2 separate regions of the Homo sapiens genome follow, and region 1 is linked to region 2. The links are chromatin contacts, found by Hi-C or POLR2A ChIA-PET in ENCODE. All regions are on one chromosome and are shown on one strand. The core of a region is the stretch at or near the end of the contact, and the rest is flanking DNA. Distances in the headings are between cores, read along the strand shown.

Evidence for each region. A loop is a pair of places that touch in the nucleus more often than their neighbours do. ChIA-PET counts read pairs that join two places held with the same protein, here RNA polymerase II (POLR2A). Pooled maps may share reads with other maps.
Region 1: a pooled map shows a loop between it and region 2 (2.3-fold over the local background). The contact joins two enhancer-like sites. A Hi-C loop is called at or near these places in 1 of 168 maps with a recorded cell type or tissue (Caco-2) and 2 of 50 pooled maps. POLR2A ChIA-PET finds 5 or more read pairs at or near these places in 5 of 52 experiments (Caco-2, GM10248, H1 and 2 more).

The regions. Positions count from the first base shown.
Region 1 is chr11:78,377,764-78,381,335 of GRCh38, reverse strand. All of the region lies in intron 1 of GAB2 (GRB2 associated binding protein 2), which reads left to right. Among named protein-coding and RNA genes, the nearest start is that of GAB2, 38 kb to the left of the region's middle. Within about 2 kb of position 2,140, at least 3 of the 41 ENCODE cell types and tissues checked have a DNase peak (open chromatin) inside an H3K27ac peak, as active enhancers do.
Region 2 is chr11:78,227,049-78,230,632 of GRCh38, reverse strand. GAB2 (GRB2 associated binding protein 2) reads left to right here. Exons shown (of 10, transcript NM_080491.3): 4 at 3,582-3,584. It also overlaps a transcript of USP35 not described here. Among named protein-coding and RNA genes, the nearest start is that of USP35, 40 kb to the right of the region's middle. Within about 2 kb of position 2,077, at least 3 of the 41 ENCODE cell types and tissues checked have a DNase peak (open chromatin) inside an H3K27ac peak, as active enhancers do.

The DNA of each region.
Region 1 (3,572 bases), core at 891-3,390, 150 kb before region 2:
TGTATTAGCTCATTAAATCCTCAAATCAAACCTAAAGTTAGATTCCCATTTCAAAGATAAGAAAAGTGAGGAATTGAGAGATTAAAGAAGCTATTCAAGACCACCTTCTAGTAAATGAGATGGATGGGAGATGGGACATTTTCAGTGGAAGAAACAACTTAAAGGCACAGAAGTGAAAAGGAGCAGGTGATCTTCAAGGAATAATGTGTATAATTTGGTATTGTCAACCTTAAATAGTGAGATTCAGAAAATACGATTAAGTAGAGTCTATTTGAGTACAAAGCTTAAGTATGGCCACCTGGGAGACACTGACTCCAAATGAATGGGGTCAGAGTTTCAAAGTAGAGAAGATAAGGTTTCACTTACATAGGCAGAGACACAGAAATTTTAACAGGATTACAACATTTCCCATACAAGACCAGTGCATACGTTACAGTGATTTGACTGGTTACAGATTCCTACATTCCAAGGAAGATTACTCCATGAGGAGGGACAACGTTCTGAGATGGTCTTATCTCTGGCGCCATTTGGTCTTAATTACGGGGTGGGGGGTTTGGGGGTGGGGAATGGGGGCAGAAGTTGCAGCTGCATGACATGTGACTCAGGCTGCATAGCCACATTCCTCCCAAGGCTCCGAATAATTTAAAGTTCCAATAGCTTTCAGTTTGAATTATTTAATTTCACAGTGTGTAGTGGACTTGGAAGTGTGATAGGAGACAAGAGTGGAAAATGTAGATTTAGGCAATGTTATAGAGGCCTTTGAATGCTGTGTTTTATTTGCATTTTATTCTACAGCTATTAGGGAGTCTTTGTCATCCCAATTTTCAAATGAGGCCTTAGAAATGTTCTCATTCCTGTAATCCCAGCACTTTGGGAGGCCGAGGCAGGCGGATCACGCGGTCAAGAGATTGAGACCATCCTGGCCAACGTGGTGAAACCCCTGTCTCTACTAAAAATACAAAAATTAGCTGGGCATGGTGGCACGCACCTGTAGTCCCAGCTACTTGGGAGGCTGAGGCAGAATCACTTGAACCCGGGAGGCGGAGGTTGCAGTGAGCTGAGATCACACCACTGCATTTCAGCCTGGCGACAGAGCGAGACTTCGTCTCAAAAAAAAAAAAAGTTCTCATTCAATGTCATTCACAATTATTTTATATTCCACTAAGCAGGGGAATAAATACCTTATTGAAAGAGTGCTTGTAGACTTATGCGGACATGGATTTATAGTCCGGCACTCTCTTGCATACACAAAAAAGAAAAGTATAAATGAAACATTGGTAAAGAAATTTCTAAAACTACTTCATAATCAATTCTAGCTTTCAATCACTTTTTAATTCATTGTCCATATTTGCCTACATAATAACTGCCCTGCATGCCATCAAGAGTATTGATGGTGCAACATTTCTTAAAAATGATTCAACATTGTCTTCAAATTTTTCTTTCAGGTTACTGACACGTATTTTGCAAGTTTCAACTTTGGCACTTTCTTGGTCTTACTAGAAGATCTTAGCAAAAAGTCTCACAACTACTGAAATTCATGTTTCTCCTTAAAATGGCCCTTGATTTATTTGTTCAGGGTTGTATTTGTTCAGTCACAATGACAGACATGACAACCAAGTACACTCTTGTGCAGGCAATGACAGCTGTGTCCTGACTGCAGCTTAACTGTAAGACACTCTCAACAGTAGGAAACATTCTGATTTTGATGTTAAAATAGAACTGAATTTGAATTAATGAAATATAGTAGCTTGTTGAAAATCATAGGATGGTGAAGGTATCAGGACCCATTTGCTCACTGTTATCAGTCCAGCCAGTAGGAAATCTGTCTTGTCGGTCAACTGTGTGAGAAAACCCTTTCCTAAAAAGAAGCTTTACCTTATCTATTTCCCTGTTATTTTGAATTTACACTTACTAAGGAGGAAACCAAGGCAAGAAAGACAGCCAAGGACATTTTAATTGACTCAAGAGATACTTACTTTTAACCAAGTCTTTTATGTTCTGGAAAGTGCCTTGAGATCTTTTAATAATCTTGCCAAATCAGCATTTCAATTTGGTACTCAGGATGAGTGATTAGAAGTCATGACAAATCAGCTAGCTTCTCTGTGGAGAATAGCTGAAGCCTCTGGAGAACCACAGTCTTAAATTAGTCTGAAGAAGCGTGAGGTCACAACAGGAAGTAATGTGAACAGGAGGAGTTACTGATCAGATGGTTCAGAGAGCTGGATGATCTTAATAACTTGATTCCAATTTTCCTTGTATGTAACGAACACTTATTGATTGCTTCTCTTAAATTCATCTCCTTTCTCCTTCCTTGCAACACCTTAATTTGTGTTCAGACATCTGTGTGATTCTGGGGAAGCTGGCTCCATCTATCCTAAGCTTCAGGTTTGGCTAGTTAGCACATTGCATTCCCTCAGCCACCATGATTATTTTGGATTGGGCATGTGATCTAAGCAGGTATAGTCTGAGTGTATTCTAGTTGGTATGGTAAGTGGATATAAGGCCTCTATTCTGCCATATGATTTGGTTAAATATAAGAAGTGTCTATGGGGCACAGTGGCTCGTGGTTATAATCCCAACTACTTGGGAGATGGAGGCAGGAGGATTGCTTGAGGCCAGGAGTTCAAGACAAGCCTGAGCATTAAGACTCCTGTTTCAAAGAAACAAAACAAAAGAACAAAAAGAAAAAAGTGACTATGAATCCTGTACTCTGATCCTAGGCTTACAAAGAAGTTCACACCATCACAGATATGCAGTCAGGGTGAAGGGAGAAAGAGAGAACCAATGCCTTCACATCAGGGTTGCTATGAGAATTGAATGGGATCTTGACTGTAAAGCACCTTGCAGAAAAGTCTGACATAAAATATAAATTCATGTTTTAAGGACTTTTGGAATTGCTAATGACAAAAACCAACTCAGGTAAATTTAAGCAAGAAATAGAAATGTAATGGTATGATAATAAGGAAGCTCAGAAAATGGAAGAAAATTTTCTAGATACCAGGCGACCTTGGGCACACAATCATATTTTAATGGCCCAAGGGCGCTCATTGTATCTCATACTGCTTGTCTGTGTTTGGCTTTCTTTTTTCCTGTAGGCAAGCTGTCTATAGGTGATAAGAAAGGAGATCACTGGCAACCCTCAGTCCTCTCATCTCTGTAACCTAAAAGGCAAGGTCCTTACTTTTAGAACTCCAAATTTAAAATCCTAGGGAAGGATACTGACAGTTGGGGCCATAATTCTACCCCTGGACTGAGCCATTATGGCCAGGGAATTGGAAACTACGGTAGTCAGACTAGAGCTACCTGTGCCTCACCTGACACTCACGTGGTAGGTGTGGAGAGGGATGAGTGACAGCTTCGCTCAGAATCATGTTTGCATCTCGTGGAAAGCAATTTCCTCCATGAGAAAGGGAAGCAGTGCTGGATAGTAAAACAAGTATCCAGTTATTCAGTACTTGCTTTTTGTCTGAAGCAGATTCATCCTCCTTATCTCTGGCAGGGTGGAGGGAAAATAAGAAAGTAGGAGAGAGAGTGAAGTGTAAATTTTATTGTGTACTTAACTACGTAGTAAG
Region 2 (3,584 bases), core at 828-3,327:
TGCCAGGGTACAGGATATGGCCCTCTGCCTTCTAGGAGCACATGGTCTGGTAGAAGTGGAAAGACACAGACCTGAATAACTGACATAAGGCAGAATAAGGTGAGTGTTGCGATGGAAGCACAGAGTGCTGTGGTAGCACAGAGGAAGGAATGATTACCATAAAAAGGAGAATTAGGGACCTGTAATACCTTTGTAGAGTGAAAAGGCTTCTTGTGGACTTTGTGTAAGGTGTTGATGTATCAAGGAAGCGTTCCACAGGGAGGTGAGTAATGCAAGACCAGGGCTGAAGTTTAGACTACACAGGACATGTTTAGGGATGAGTGAGTAGTTCTGTGAGCGAGACAGGAGGATGCCGGGGTAGAGGGAAGTTGGAACGTAAGCTAGTGGGTTCTACAGAGGAAGGGCTTTGATCTGCTGATCAGAAGGTTTGGGCCAAGCCCAGGAAAAGGGATAGCAGCAACATACGTTTGTTTATTCATTTGCTTACTTACAACAAACGTTTATTCATTATTTATAATGCAACAAGCATTAACCTAGGTGCTAAGGAGAGAAAAATGAGTAAGACACAGTTTCTTTCCTCAAGGAAATCACAGTCTGTTGGCAGAGATAAGTAGTAATGGTGCCTAATATAGGTAACACTTGCTACCTGCTCCAAGAACAAAGTTAAGCAAGTGATTAAGTTAAGCAATGCTTAGAGGTAGAGGATGTAAGAATGGCCTTAAAAAATGTGTCTTCTGAGATGAGTTTGAAGGATAAATGGAGTAGGAACTTGCCAGATTGAGGTAAGAAGCCTTCCAGACACAGCCCAACAATGCAGCAAAGCCCAATGCTTGACTAACTGGGGCACACAGGGAACACTGCAAAGTTTGGTTTGGATCCTAGAGTGGAAAAGGGAACTAAAGAGAAAAGATTGGTGAGATGAGTTGGGATAAACCTAGGAGTTTGGGCTTAATCCTGAAGCATTGAGGCGGTGTTGAAAATGTTTACACTGGGAAGTTAGGAAAGTAAATATTAGTAGGATGGAAGGATCAGAGAGGCCCTGGGCAGAAATCATAATGTGGGTGACTCCCAGGTTTCTGGCTTGAGTAACTGTTGCCATTCCCAAAATAAGAGAGGCAGGAGGAGAAGAGTTCCAGAGGAAGATGATGAGTTCATTCTTGAGTATGTTGAAGGTTATTGCAGGGTGCCTGTGATGCTCTTGCAACCCCATCCCCACCTTGAAATCCTTCAGAGGCTCCCCGTTCCCTTTAGTCCTGGCCTGGCCTCCAGTGTCTTCTCTCAGCCCTGCCTTCTAATGTGCTTGCTGCAGCCTGAGCAGCTTCGAGTTTCTAGAACTTGCCAGGTTGTGTTCTACATCTTTGAGCCTTCAACTAGAACACCATTTCCCTTCTCCTGCCTTCTGCCTGGCCAGTTGTGGCTCATCCTTCCAGACTCACTCAAGATAAAACATCTCTGAAGGAGGCTTCCCTGACATTGTCTACCACCACCCCCAGCAAGGGCTGATACCAACTGTCAGCAGCTACATACTCACCCCTACTTGACTGTAATGATTTGCATCCATGTCATCTCCTGCCCTACTGTGACATTCCCAGACCACCCCTCACTGGGCAGGTGGCATCTCTGTATCCCTTTTGCCTGGCCCAGATGGAAATTAGGACATCAGTAAATGTAAAATGAACAAATCCAGATGGGAGCATCCAACAGAGAGTTGGAAATTCCAAAAAAAGCAAAATGAAAGGCACCAAAAAAATGCATACAACATTAACACCTTATGTCTACCATTCGCTCCCCCCGCCACCCCCGTCCTCTTCCCTAAGCACTACATTATCTAAAGCCTAGATGTTCAATCATCCAAGCCCATGGCTGTTGGCTTGGTTATGTGTCTGGAATGGAACAGAAAGGGAGGAGGAGTGCAGAGGCCCAAGGAGGAGCATCAGTGAAGGTTTGGAGACTGACCTGGAATTCCTAGCCATCATGGTGGGTACAGTTTACATGAGAGGAAGCCTGGCTTTACACACCTGTTTCCTCTTTCTAAGCTCTGGCCCCTATTTTCTAACACCATCTGGTGGCCACATCTGTAAATAACAAACTCCTCAGGAGCTGAGAGAGCTTCTATAAGGCAAAAGGTCCAGGGATTGGCCTCAGAGGGCTATTATGTATTACAGCCCCAACAAGTTTATATGTATACGAGATTTGCCTTTTCTGATGAGACACTCCAAGAGCTTTTGACCAGAATCTTAAAAACTCCTATAGCCTCCAAAAGGCTTAGAATCCCTGCTACAAAGGATTGATTCTTTTTTTCCCCAAGTGAAATCCTATGAAGAATCATACACAAGCTAAAGAAGCAGACCTAAATCCCTGCTTGCTCAGAACCTCACCCTCCAATTTCCCAAAGCACTTACAGAGAACCTGGAATCTAGTTTGAAAACCACTCTTGTGAAACGAAGGGCTTGTAGAGCATCGGGGCCAGATGGGCCCTTAGAAATCATTGTGACGTACTAGGTCCCACCTGAGAGAGGAGGCTTGGTGATACACACAGCACGTATCAGTAGCAGTACTGGAACCTAACACAAGTCTCCCCTCTTGTTTCTCTTCTCTTTTTACTGCTTGCCTTATTGCCCAAAACCTAAATTTAAAAATGTACTAATCAAAACTTTTTCTATATATAGTTCCCAAACAGGAAACCATTCTTCATATAGATTTCTAGGTCTCTGGAAAGAGATCTTTCCCCTCAAAATGCCTCTTAACCAACCATAAATCATGGTAGAAAATAAATCTAGAGCTTACGTTTGAATAGTTTGTTGTTTGTTTGTGTTGGGGCGTGTGTTTTTTTGAAACAGGGTCTCATTCTGTTTACTAGACTGGAATGCAGTGGTGCGATCATAGCTCACTCTAACTTCGAACTTCTGGGTTCAAGCGATCCTCCTCCCTTAGCCTCACCAGAAGCTAGGACTACAGGTGTGCAGCACCCTGCCCAGCTAGTTCTTTTTTTTTTTTTTTTGGTGGCAATGGAGTCTTATTGTGTTCCCAGGCTGGTCTTGAACTCCTGGCCTCAAGTGAACCTCCCACCTCAGCCTCCCAAAGTGCAGGGATTACAGTCATGAGCCACTGCACACTGCACCTGACCCAAATAATTCTTTTCAACTTACAACATCAATACCCATGGGCTAGTTTCACAGTGGCAGAATAGACTCAGAGAGGTAAAATGACTTGTTTGCTGTTTCCTGTCATCAACTTAAAGGTTCTTTCCACTGTCTCACAACATTTGTGTTCGAATGTGCATATTCTGCGGTACTTAAAACAGTGAACAAATAGGCAATCCATCTGGCTTATTGATACTTGTTCAGGGAGTGGGGGTTATAACCCCTGCTATTAACTGCCATTTGGAGATGGGGGACGGATGAAGTCTAACATTGTTTAAACATTCATATACTAGAGTCTGAACAACCTTCAAAATATGCTTTTAGTCACCATTTTACAGATGCCTAAACCAAAGTATAGAAAGAGAAAGTGCTTTGCCTCAAGGTCACACAGCTAGTAATTGTCTCACCCTCCTGCCCTTTCCCTTCTTTCTCTTTTAGGAG